Linked DNA regions of Homo sapiens: region 2 is linked to region 1. The links are chromatin contacts, found by Hi-C or POLR2A ChIA-PET in ENCODE. All regions are on one chromosome and are shown on one strand. The core of a region is the stretch at or near the end of the contact, and the rest is flanking DNA. Distances in the headings are between cores, read along the strand shown.

What was found. A loop is a pair of places that touch in the nucleus more often than their neighbours do. ChIA-PET counts read pairs that join two places held with the same protein, here RNA polymerase II (POLR2A). Pooled maps may share reads with other maps.
Region 2: a loop to region 1 is called in a map of naive thymus-derived CD4-positive, alpha-beta T cell, with 14 times the contacts of the local background. The contact joins the enhancer-like site here to the promoter of IRF2 in region 1. A Hi-C loop is called at or near these places in 2 of 168 maps with a recorded cell type or tissue (both naive thymus-derived CD4-positive, alpha-beta T cell) and 9 of 50 pooled maps. POLR2A ChIA-PET finds 5 or more read pairs at or near these places in 3 of 52 experiments (CD8-positive, alpha-beta memory T cell, H1 and T-cell).

What each region holds. Positions count from the first base shown.
Region 1 is chr4:184,471,826-184,476,958 of GRCh38, reverse strand. It overlaps IRF2 (interferon regulatory factor 2), which reads left to right and starts at 2,409. Exons shown (of 9, transcript NM_002199.4): 1 at 2,409-2,580. It overlaps IRF2-DT (IRF2 divergent transcript), which reads right to left and starts at 2,157. Exons shown (of 1, transcript NR_186573.1): 1 at 1-2,157. RefSeq lists enhancers at 1,371-1,700, 2,051-2,240 and silencers at 2,271-2,390, 3,201-3,250, 3,331-4,020, 4,081-4,150.
Region 2 is chr4:184,760,602-184,766,185 of GRCh38, reverse strand. It overlaps ACSL1 (acyl-CoA synthetase long chain family member 1), which reads left to right. Exons shown (of 21, transcript NM_001995.5): 14 at 200-295; 15 at 1,261-1,333; 16 at 2,931-3,019; 17 at 3,663-3,779. Among named protein-coding and RNA genes, the nearest start is that of CENPU, 29 kb to the right of the region's middle. Within about 2 kb of position 2,550, at least 8 of the 41 ENCODE cell types and tissues checked have a DNase peak (open chromatin) inside an H3K27ac peak, as active enhancers do.

The DNA of each region.
Region 1 (5,133 bases), core at 1,160-3,659:
GGCAATGGCCTTTCCTGAAACACGTTCCTTGGGAAGTCAAGCATGAGCATCACAATAGTTTGGAAGCTATCTGCACCCAGCAAGTGAGTTTCCAGTTAGCCTCACGCATGGCAATAGGTGCTTAGGATGCAGGATGCAGGTTCGTGGCCCCGGCCCTGTCTGGCTCCCCTGAAATCACACCACAGAGGCAGCTGCCTTTCGTAAACACAAGGCAGGCAGTGTTAGCTGGTCCAACTAGACCTCATTCTTTCTTTCACCTGGGGCCTGTGCACGGAGGCTGCTGACATGAGTGGACTCCCACGTGTGTGGTGAACGAGAAGTTCAAAGTGACACTTTGCATTCTTCCCTTCTTCTCCACTCTCCTCTTCCCGCTCCAGGAAAAATAAAGGAAGATGATTGTTTTGGTACAGGAAAAAAAAAATGAATACTAGGTTTTTAACTTGTGTCCCGGGTTGGGTAAAGAATGACAACTATTCTATAGTTTGTATAGACTTTCCCTTAGTGGTCATTGCTATATGACATAAGAAAGTCAGTGCCTGGGCCAGGCACTGTCACAGGCCTGTAGTCCCAGCTACTTGGGAGGTTGAAGCAGGAGGATCGCTTAAGGCCAGGAGTTCAAGGTTACAGTAAGCTATGATAGCACAACCTGAGTGACAGAGCAAGACCCTCTCTTTTTTTTTTTTTTTTTTTTTTGAGACAGAGTTTCGCTCTTGTTGCCCAGGCTGGAGTGCAATGGCACAATCTCGGCTCACCACAACCTGCGCCTCCTGGGTTCAAGCAATTCTCCTGCCTCAGCCTCCCAAGTAGCTGGGATTAGAGGCATGCGCCACCAAACCTGGCTAATTTTGTATTTTTAGTAGAGATGGAGTTTCTCCATGTTGGTCAGGCTGGTCACAAACTCCCGACCTCAGGTGATCCTCCTGCCTTGGCCTCCCAAAATGCTGGGATTACAGGCATGAGCCACTGCACCCGGCCTACCCTGTCTCTTAAAAAAAAAAAAAAGTGAGTATTATAATAGAGGGGATAAGGAATAATGTGTATGTGAGGTCTATTTCTGAGACCAGAGCCACAAAACAGAATCCTGCACCTTAGCCATTTTCTTACCACACGCGTTTTCTTGGATACTTCCATTTTTCCAGTCTATATAATTCAATACTTCTGTGACAGAGAGGTGTTGGAGTTTTTTGTTTTGCTTTTGTTTTTTCGCAACTCTTTACATACAAACAGCTATGGTCTCCCAGGAAGGAACTTCCTCTGTTGAGTACAGAAGTCTGGGAAAAGACTGGTGAAATTGCATGCGAGGAAGAAACAGGTCTAACTAAATGTGAATCTATACTTTTAAAGCAAGGGACCACAAAGGGTAGGTCCCAAGGAAGTTGCATTGCTTGCTGCACTTGTCACACGGGCTGTACTTTCTTCTCTCATTTATTTCCATTTACAGCGTTGAAAACTGAGGCCTTAGGCTTTGGTTGAAAACCGAGGCCAAGGGTGACCAGCCAGTGAGTTAAGGAGGCCCCAGCCGAACTTTGCTGGAAGTGCTCCAGCATAAAGCCTCTCTCCAGAACCAGCCGCCACTGAGACGTCTTGAAGTCAAAGTAACTCACACCCTTGTCCACCTCGCCCTGCGGTGAAGAAACTTCGGTCGCACAGGCTCCAGAACTCATCTTGGCGTGGGCTGTGACTTACTGGGGGATGGGCCTCCTTTTCGTTCTAGCTCCTAAATGGAGCGGAGCGCCAGGTGGTGTCAGAGGGGGCGGCGGCCCCTCCAATGGTGGCACCCTCAGCCACGGATAAGGTTCCAATTAGGTAAGGACGCAAGTAATGCTGTCGTTTCGGCTGACTGCTCCTTTCATTCCTTGGAGGTGGTCGGTGTCACAAAACGAATTTTCATTTACTCTCAACAGTCACACCAGCCCTGCTAACTGGATGGTCGCAGCCCCGTGCCTTCGCCGGACGCCCTCCTGGAACCTTCAGGCCACCCTGAGGATGGAGACTCGGGTGCCCGCTCTCCTCCCCTACCGCCGCGGGCCTGCGCCCCCCGCCCCGGACCCCGACTCGGACGTTCTAGCCGCACGTGCGGGCGCCCCTGGGTGCGAGCCGCGGACTCACGAGCCGCTGCTTGTTGCTCCCGCCGCCGCGACCTGGGGAAGCGAAAATGAAATTGACTTTTCCGAGAAATGATGAAAGCGGCGCTGCCCGCCAATGAGCTGCTGCGGCGAACTTCCGCACCTCCCGGCCGGGCCGCTCGCGCCCTCCCTCCGCCTCCACCTCCCGGTTGCACAAGCTTGAAACAAACACTGGGGAGGAAGGGCGGAGGGAGGAGGGCGGAGAGGGGAGGCGAGGGAGGGAGCGCGGCCGGAGGAGGGCGGGGGGTGGGGGGATTTCCAGCCGCGGCTCTTCGCAGTTTCCTCTCCTTGTTTTGCTTTCGATCTGGACTGTTCTCAGGCAAGCCGGGGAGTAACTTTTAGTTTTGCTCCTGCGATTATTCAACTGACGGGCTTTCATTTCCATTTCACATACCCTAGCAACACTTATACCTTGCGGAATTGTATTGGTAGCGTGAAAAAAGCACACTGAGAGGTAACATTTTTCAAATAATAGTTGTGACTGTGTGTGTTTCTCTCGAGGGCATGTTTCTGGGGACTGTGGGGGGCCGTGTGTGTATGCGTGTCCTGATGCCTTGACACGATGTTTTGCAGACGGAAAATGCCGGGGTTCATAAATATTAATACTGATTTTTGGAGGAACAGTCGGCGCAATTATGGATCATCTGATTTTAGGGGAAGCAGGTTCTGCTGCTGTTGCTGCTGCTACTGGGGCTGCTGAGGCTGCGAGGAGGAGGAGGAGGAGGAGGTAGAGAGGGAGGAGGAGGAGGAGGTTGGTGGAGGTTTAATTTCACTTTTGGATTTGCAGATGCGGAGAGGTGGCTCCATGGACACAGACCTGCTGTGTGTGCTTCTGCGCCCCAGGTGTTGTGTGTGGGGGTGCAGGTCAGCTGGAGTCGGGCCTCATTTAAAACAAAATTGTGTGTATGTGCGTGTTTGTGTGTGCGCGCGTGTGTGTGTGTGCAGCCACCGCCGCCACCGGATCCGAAGGAGGGGAGCGGGTCCTTCTCGGTGCCCGCGGCGGCGCCTCTCCAGGCTGCCTCCAGCGTAAATAAGCAGGCACCGCTCCCCGGCCGGGAGGAGCGCCTCCAGCCACGGCCAGAGGAAACTTGCTGGGGCGCCCCGCGGCGGTCCAGGGGCTCGCCTGCCTGCCGGGCTCGGGGTCGGGTCGCGGGCGTCGGGTGCCAGCGGCCGGGGCGGGAGGGCGGGCTCGGAGCCGGGCCGGGCGCCGGGCCTGGCCGACGCGCCCTGCTTCCTGGGGGCTGGGCCGCCGCCGCCGCCGCTCAGAAGGGACGCCGCGTCCTCCTTCCCGCCGGCCAGCGCCCGGTCGGGCCCTGGGGCTTTGTCATTGCACTTGTCCCAGCGCGCCAGGGGCTCGGGCGGCGCGTCCCAGGAAGGCACCGTGCCGAGGGGTCAGCCGCCCGGGCCGCGGCCTAGCGCCGTGCGCCCCCGGGTCCCCGCAGGCGCCCCCGGCCGGCCTCGCGCGCTGGGCCTGACCCGCCTCGGCTACGGAGCGGGCGAGGTGGGGGCGGGGAGCCTCCGGGGACCGAGCGGCGCAGTGGGGGCCGGCGTCCCCTCGGGGTCCCGGGGCGCGGGCCGCGGCGGGGTGGGGACGCGAGTGCCCGCCCCGTGCCCTCCGACCCGGCTCCGGGCGCCGGGTGACATTCGCCCGCTGGCCGAACATGGTTGGTGCAAAGCCGCGGCGGCCGCCACTTCCTTTCCGCCTCGCCGGTAGGGCTCGCCCACCGAGTGAAGCCGGCCGCGGCCAATCGCGGCGCCCGCCTGCTCCCAGTGGCACGGCCTGGGGGCCGGCGTCCGCCGGGGCTGGGGAAGCCGTTCCAAGTTCCAAGGGTCGCGGGTGTAACTCATGCCCCTCCCAGCACGCGCCGGCGTCTCCCCTTGGCCCCCGGTCTGGGTGCGTTTGCCACCCTCTCCTCCTTGTTCCCTAAGAAGCGGGGGAGGGGAAGGAGGCGGGCAGCCTGGGCAGGGCGCCAGAGCCGTGGTCGGGCACCAGGTGAAACGCCCGGGTCAGTCTGTGTAGGCCGGACCCTTGGCGCTCGGCTGCGGATGTGATCCCGGGGACTGGCGGCCGAGGTAGCTCAGAAGAGCGAGGTGGCTTTCGCTCGTTTCTGACCCGCTACTGTCTGAAACTTGGGGACATATTGCCCGCCCCCTCCCTCTTCAACCTCCTCCCTCCGGTTGCTCCTTGTCCTTGGTTATGGAAGGAAAAAACTCAGTTGTTCTAAATGAGGAAAAGTGGTGCTGGCATTCGTCTTCAGCCACCGGCCTCCTTATGGCTGTGACTCGGTCTGCTTTTGATGAATGGCCAGGAGGTATGGAGGATAGTTAGATTTCCTGTTGTGGATTTTCAGGCATCACCGAGACTGCTGTCAAGCCTGCAGTCATTTACTAGTTTTCATATCGACTGCAGGTTCTCTTTGAGCAGTTCAGTTTTTGGTGCTTAAGGGCAGGTGCACAACGGGGTCTGGGGTTAGACCAGGCGGTGGATAGTCTTGATGCTAGGCAGATGCAGTTATCCCTACCAGGCCCAGAGGGTGACTCTGTTTAACTTCACCACGCACGCAGATTCAGGATTCTCTGATTTCCCCAACTTTCCTTTATTCTTCTTTTAGTGGGAGAAGGGGCAAAAGTAGAAACCTAAAAAATCCTGGGAAAAGGAGCCTTTTCTGAGGAAACTTCAGCAGATGAAATATTTAAGACTTGAACTGGGATCTCTAGGGGGAACGTTGGAACATCTATTGATTGATGTGTCAAAGTCCGGAATTTCACTGTAATTAGTGAACGATTATAACTTGTAACTTTGTCTGTTATGTAAGAAATTACATTTTGGTCTCTTAGATCCAAGAGTTCTTGTCTGTTACGATTTGTAACTGCTTGTTAAAATTAAACATTTACATATTTCATTCTCAGTGAGTTGTCATTTTTTTGTTAGAGAAAGTTCCAGTTATTTCAGATTTACTTACCTGTAAAAATGTCAGCATAATCAAAAGTAAGGATCTGTAGTCAA
Region 2 (5,584 bases), core at 1,301-3,800, 290 kb before region 1:
AGGGAACAGGGCAGTCACGGGTGGAAACAAACCGTAGCCCTGTGCTGCCATCATGAGGGCTGTGAGTTCTCCGTGTGGCCTCCGTGTGGTCTGCAGCTATGGGTTAGGGAACGGGGTCCCAAGCAGGCCCCCTTGGCGGAGAGGCCGCCGACTTCCAGGTGTGTAACCCTCACCTTCTCCCACTCTCCCTCCCTGAAAGTCGAGCCTGGGCGGAAGAGTCCGGCTGATGGTGACAGGAGCCGCCCCGGTGTCTGCCACTGTGCTGACGTTCCTCAGAGCAGCCCTGGGCTGTCAGGTGAGGTGGATGTCACGGCGCCTGATTCTCCCACACTAGGATGCCCAGTCCTCTTCTGCACCAAAAGTCATCTGTACTGTGTGTGTGTGTGTGTGTTCTTTCTTAATTGACAAGCGTATCTATATTTATGGCGTAACAACATGATGTTTTGATGTATGTAATATGTAAACATTGTGGAATGGCTAAATGAAGCTAATTAACATGTGTCTTACCACCCATACTTTTTTTTCCCACGTGGTGAGAACACTTGGAATCTACCCTCTGGGCAGTTTTCAAGTATATGATACATTGTTGTTAGCTCTAGTCACCACGTGGTGCTATGGAGCTCTTGAACCAGTTCCTCCTGATGGAGACTTTGTGTCCTTTCACCAACATCACCCCTATCCTTCCCACCCCCTACTTTGTGTGTGTGTGTTATGTTTGTTTGGAAGATATGTTATTATTAGGTTGCTTGGAGAAGCAACCATATGTATATTTTTTACCCTAGGCAGGGGAATGTGTGTGTCTGCCATTTGTTGAATTTTCTCTAGGATCAGGTGCAAGACAACCTTTAGAAGCAGGTATGCAGCTGTGGAATGGGTCACAGGTGATGAGCCTACCCGCACACCATGCTGACAACCTGTAGTAAAGGGAGAAAGGAGGATTTGGTGGCAGACGGGGCATGTGTGGGGTACATGTCCTGTGAATTGGCCAAGGGAGTTCACTGCTGCTGGGTGGTGACCAGTCACATAGGGGTTCTCCCTCGCTTGGCCACTGGAAGTTAAATAGAAGGTGTACCTGGGTGACGGCTGGTGTTGGCGTAAAGCACACTGGACCATTGAATGAACTTACTGAACAGACCATTTGAAATGAGATTTCACCAGTCAGCCATGACTTGGGAGTTAGTGAGACTTCATTGCTTGTGCACTTCCAGTAAAGGTGTGATTGTGCTCTCCTTAATAATGTTGCATCTCTTGGTGCCCCAGTTTTATGAAGGATACGGACAGACAGAGTGCACTGCCGGGTGCTGCCTGACCATGCCTGGAGACTGGACCGCAGGTATGGCTGTAGGAGGCTCCTTTTTGGAATTTTGTTATTCATACTGGGTTATTGGTATGTCTGGAATTGGGTTAATCACTGACTGGTTCATTAACCATCTTAAACAAAAGTGCTATGTTTCTGATCATTAGGCTCTGGGGGCAAACACTCTTGTAAGTCAGGGCACTGTGGGGAGAACACCTCCTGCAACTGAGGGGTGGCGCTGGGGATCTGACTGTAAAGCTGGTGGCAGCAGAGACTTGCCTAGACTCTACTAGTGACATCTGAGAGGGGCCCTGTGTTCCAGATTGAGAGTGTCTGGCCCAACAGAGCTTCCTAGTAATTGAGTAGGGTCTCGTTATTTGCTGGTCATTTTAAACAACAAATAGTTATTGAATTTGTACTGTGTGCTGTGCTAGGTGTTGGGACTACCAATAGGAATAAATACAAGTCCTTTTTCTCAAAAAGTCATTTCTCAAAAGGAAAAAGGAGGAGGACAAACAAAAATAATTGAGCATCTGTCATGGGTAAGCCTCTGTGATGGGTGCTTAGGATGTACCTAATGTCAGTGTAACCCCAACAGTGTCCCTGTGAGATAAGTTCTGGTACTTCTCAGAGGAAATTATAGATTGTTGCTTAAGTAACACATAAATGATGTATGAGAATTTACGCGGCATTATGCTTTGGAGCCAGGATTTCAACCCCGGCCTGACTGCAGAGCTTCTGTGCTTCCTCTGTGTCACCTGAGTAGTAAATTCTACACTGTGATAAATAAACTTCCCAGCTTATTTGGAGTATTATAAGTATTAGCACCATTTAGTAACATATATTCTAGAACCTAGCACTGTCCACTAACATCATTGTCCTGGAATTAACGCAGACAGTCTGTGAATCTTCTTTATGGTATTTGTTTAATTTTTAACCTCAGTTTCCTTAACAGAGAATTTGGAATACTGATCTCTAGAAGCTCAAATTATTAAAACATAGGAAGAATTATTTGTGATATCTAATGTGATATCTAACATATCTAATGTCTGTTGTTGCTGCTTTTGGAAAAGACAGCCCAGTCTTAACAGCCTTTGGCAAGAGAGTTAAGTTAGCTGTAGAAATAAGCACTGTCCCGTCTTAGTAAAAACTGTAAGACATGCTTCTTCATACGCAAGGAAATAAAGGCCGTGTTGATCAGAACCAGGTGGTGCGTGAGGTTTGCCAAAGCTGCATATGTTCTCTCTTCTTACAGAGAACAGGATGCTAAGAATTCTGTGTAAGATGAGTGCAAGTAATGGGTGGGGGCGATCGGAGGGTGGAAGCCGAGTGAAGGTTTGAGAGAGGCTGCTTCCAGGTGTTTGTAGGAACCTTCACATAGAGGCCAAATTACTCATAAATAACTCAGAGCATCACACTTGGAAAAGGTCCTGAAGACACTAAATATGTTCTTCCCTAGTCTAAGAATAGACTCTCTTAAATTATACTAGGAAGAGAATGGCTGTAATTGCAGAAATCAGAAGTTTATCCCAGCCGTTTTTCTTATGTGGAATCCTGTTTGCTATCAAAATAATTTGACCTGAGGTTATGAGTAGTTCCCTTAGGAATGACCATTTGCTTATTTAATATACAGGCCATGTTGGGGCCCCGATGCCGTGCAATTTGATAAAACTTGTTGATGTGGAAGAAATGAATTACATGGCTGCCGAGGGCGAGGGCGAGGTGAGTGAAAACCGTCAGTCATTTTCCCTCGCTGCCATTTCCTGTGATCGCTGGCCTTTGCGAATGCTGTGGTATTTCCCAACAGCTCAATAAAGCCATTGAACTTGACTTCATTGGTGATCCTGGAGTCTGCCAGGCTTCTTTCTGAGGGTACATTTATGTTCAGCTCTCGGGGAGTGGGCAGGAGGGACACTGATGCCTGTCTTCCTCTGCCAGGCCTCATAGGGATTTGGGCTGGAGAGCCTGCAAAGAAAGGCCCGGTGGCCTCAGTTCCTGGGACGAAGGTCCTGCCTGTTGATTGCCCTGGGTACCTATTAGTGAGCTGCTGGCTGCTGGATGGGAAGCCTAATTACTTAAAAGTGATTTCATCCCCTGCGGGGCTTTCCAACAGCTTTGAGCCAGAACCTAGGGCAAGCATTTGCCCTACAAATCGGCCAGAGCTGAGGTAATTCAGGAAGGGAAGTAGGGGCACTGGAGATCTCTCGCAGACCCTGGTGGGGCTCTGGTAACTCCCTCTGCATCCTGGAGTTTAGGGCTTCCAGCTAAAGGTTGGGGCAGACACACACGTACACACATGCACACACCAGTTTTCTCTGGAAAAACCCCAGTAAATGCTGTTCACTGATGATCTTCTTTTCTTTAGGTGTGTGTGAAAGGGCCAAATGTATTTCAGGGCTACTTGAAGGACCCAGCGAAAACAGCAGAAGCTTTGGACAAAGACGGCTGGTTACACACAGGGGACATTGGAAAATGGTTACCAGTAAGTTGCCGCCTCCTCAGGTCACAAACAGTTCAGTTCCACTGTGGGGAAGAAAATGTCTTATCTACTGTGCAGCTGCCATGTGGCAGTGGCACCCTGAATTTTCTCTTTCCCTTCCTCCTTGGTGAGTGGTATGATGTAGACTGTTCCATTTCCTGCAGGGGACAGGGTTACACTTAGCATCCTTGGTTGGATTTTCACTTTCACTTCAGCGAATATGTTTTGTTCTGATGCTTTTTTGTTTCTTTGTTGTGTTTTTGGGGTTTTTTTTTTTTGAGACGGAATCATGTTCTTGTCACCCAGGCTGGCTGGAGTGCAATGGCGTGATCTCGGCTCACTGCAACCTCCACCTCTCGGGTTCAAGTGATTCTCCTGCCTCAGCCTCCCAAGTATCTAGGATTACAGGTGCCCACCACCACACCTGGCTGATTTTTATATTTTTAGTAGAGACGGGGTTTCACCATGTTGGCCAGGCTGGTCTCAAACTCCTGACCTCAGGTGATCCACCCGCCTCAGCCTCCCAAAGTGCTGGGATTACAGGCGTGAGCCACCACCGCGCCTGGCCCGTTTTGATGCTTAACATCAATTCTGGTTGTTGCTTCTCAACCGGAATACAAAGAGACAGTGGCTTTTTTACAATATCCGTACTGAGCCGTGATGTTGAGGCCTCAGTTAAATAAGATCTGGGGGAAGTTGTGGTAGACTTCCAGCAATGTAGGATGGGTAAGGATTTGGGAATAAATGTGTTTCTTAGGTTTGTCATCTCATTAAAAATAGGGTGTTTCACAGATTAGGCGAACTCCTTGAATTTAGTTGAATGTAGTCTCAGAACCATTTACTGTAGAGAAATTCTGAAGAGTCTATCTTAAGAGTGAGAAGCTTGTGCAAGAAGCCTGACCTGTCCTACCTGTTGGTTTGACCAGTAATCTGCTGTTTCGAAGTTATTATGATGCTGATTGCAAGCCCTAAAATTACAAATATAATTTTTATTACTGTGTATTGGCAGATTCTTGTAGATTTTAGGTGCTTATTTCTTTGGAATTTGTATTGATTAGAAAAATACCTCCCAAAATTACTTCAGATTTTGCAATACCCAAACTATTTAGAGCTAAATTAAGTCCCCCTCTTCCGGTTCAAGAGAGATTAAATGTCAGTTCCAATTCTACTGTGGCACTCACGAACACATCCCATAGTCTCTCTGGACCTTGGTTTGCTCCTTTTGAAAATGGAGAACTGGTGTGGAACAAAAGAACCCTAGACACTTTCTACAGATGACTTTTGGAGGCATGAGAGTGGCCCCGGGGTGGGGATGGGGTAAAAGTGGGACTAGGGTTTTGCTTACGGCACTACTGGGATGTGGCTGGTCTGGTCCAGAGATGCTAGAGCACTTCCACAGTTGACTCACTCTTCCCAAAGGGCCAAGAGCACCCCTCCAGACATCGAGGAAGAAAACAGGAATTTGGCCTTTGTGTAGGAAACATTTCTTGAACTCTTACTCTGTGCAGAGCACTTTGGAAGGAAAAGTTGTGTTCCTGCTATTAAGGAACTTGAGTCACTTGGTGAGCCAGATGTGTATGCGCCTAATTCAGACAGGAGGCTAAATGAGCCAGCAAAGCCTTGCTAGTGTTGACCAGTCAGTGGTGCCAAGTGGTGACGCTGAATAAGCACGGGCTCTAGGACCCCTTCTCTGTCTCTGCACTTGGCCAAATAGCCTTGGACAAGTTCCTCAGTCTCTCTAAGCCTTTGTTTTCCTCTCTGTAAAATGGGATCATAACTGACCTCTGTGGGATGTTATTAGAATTAAT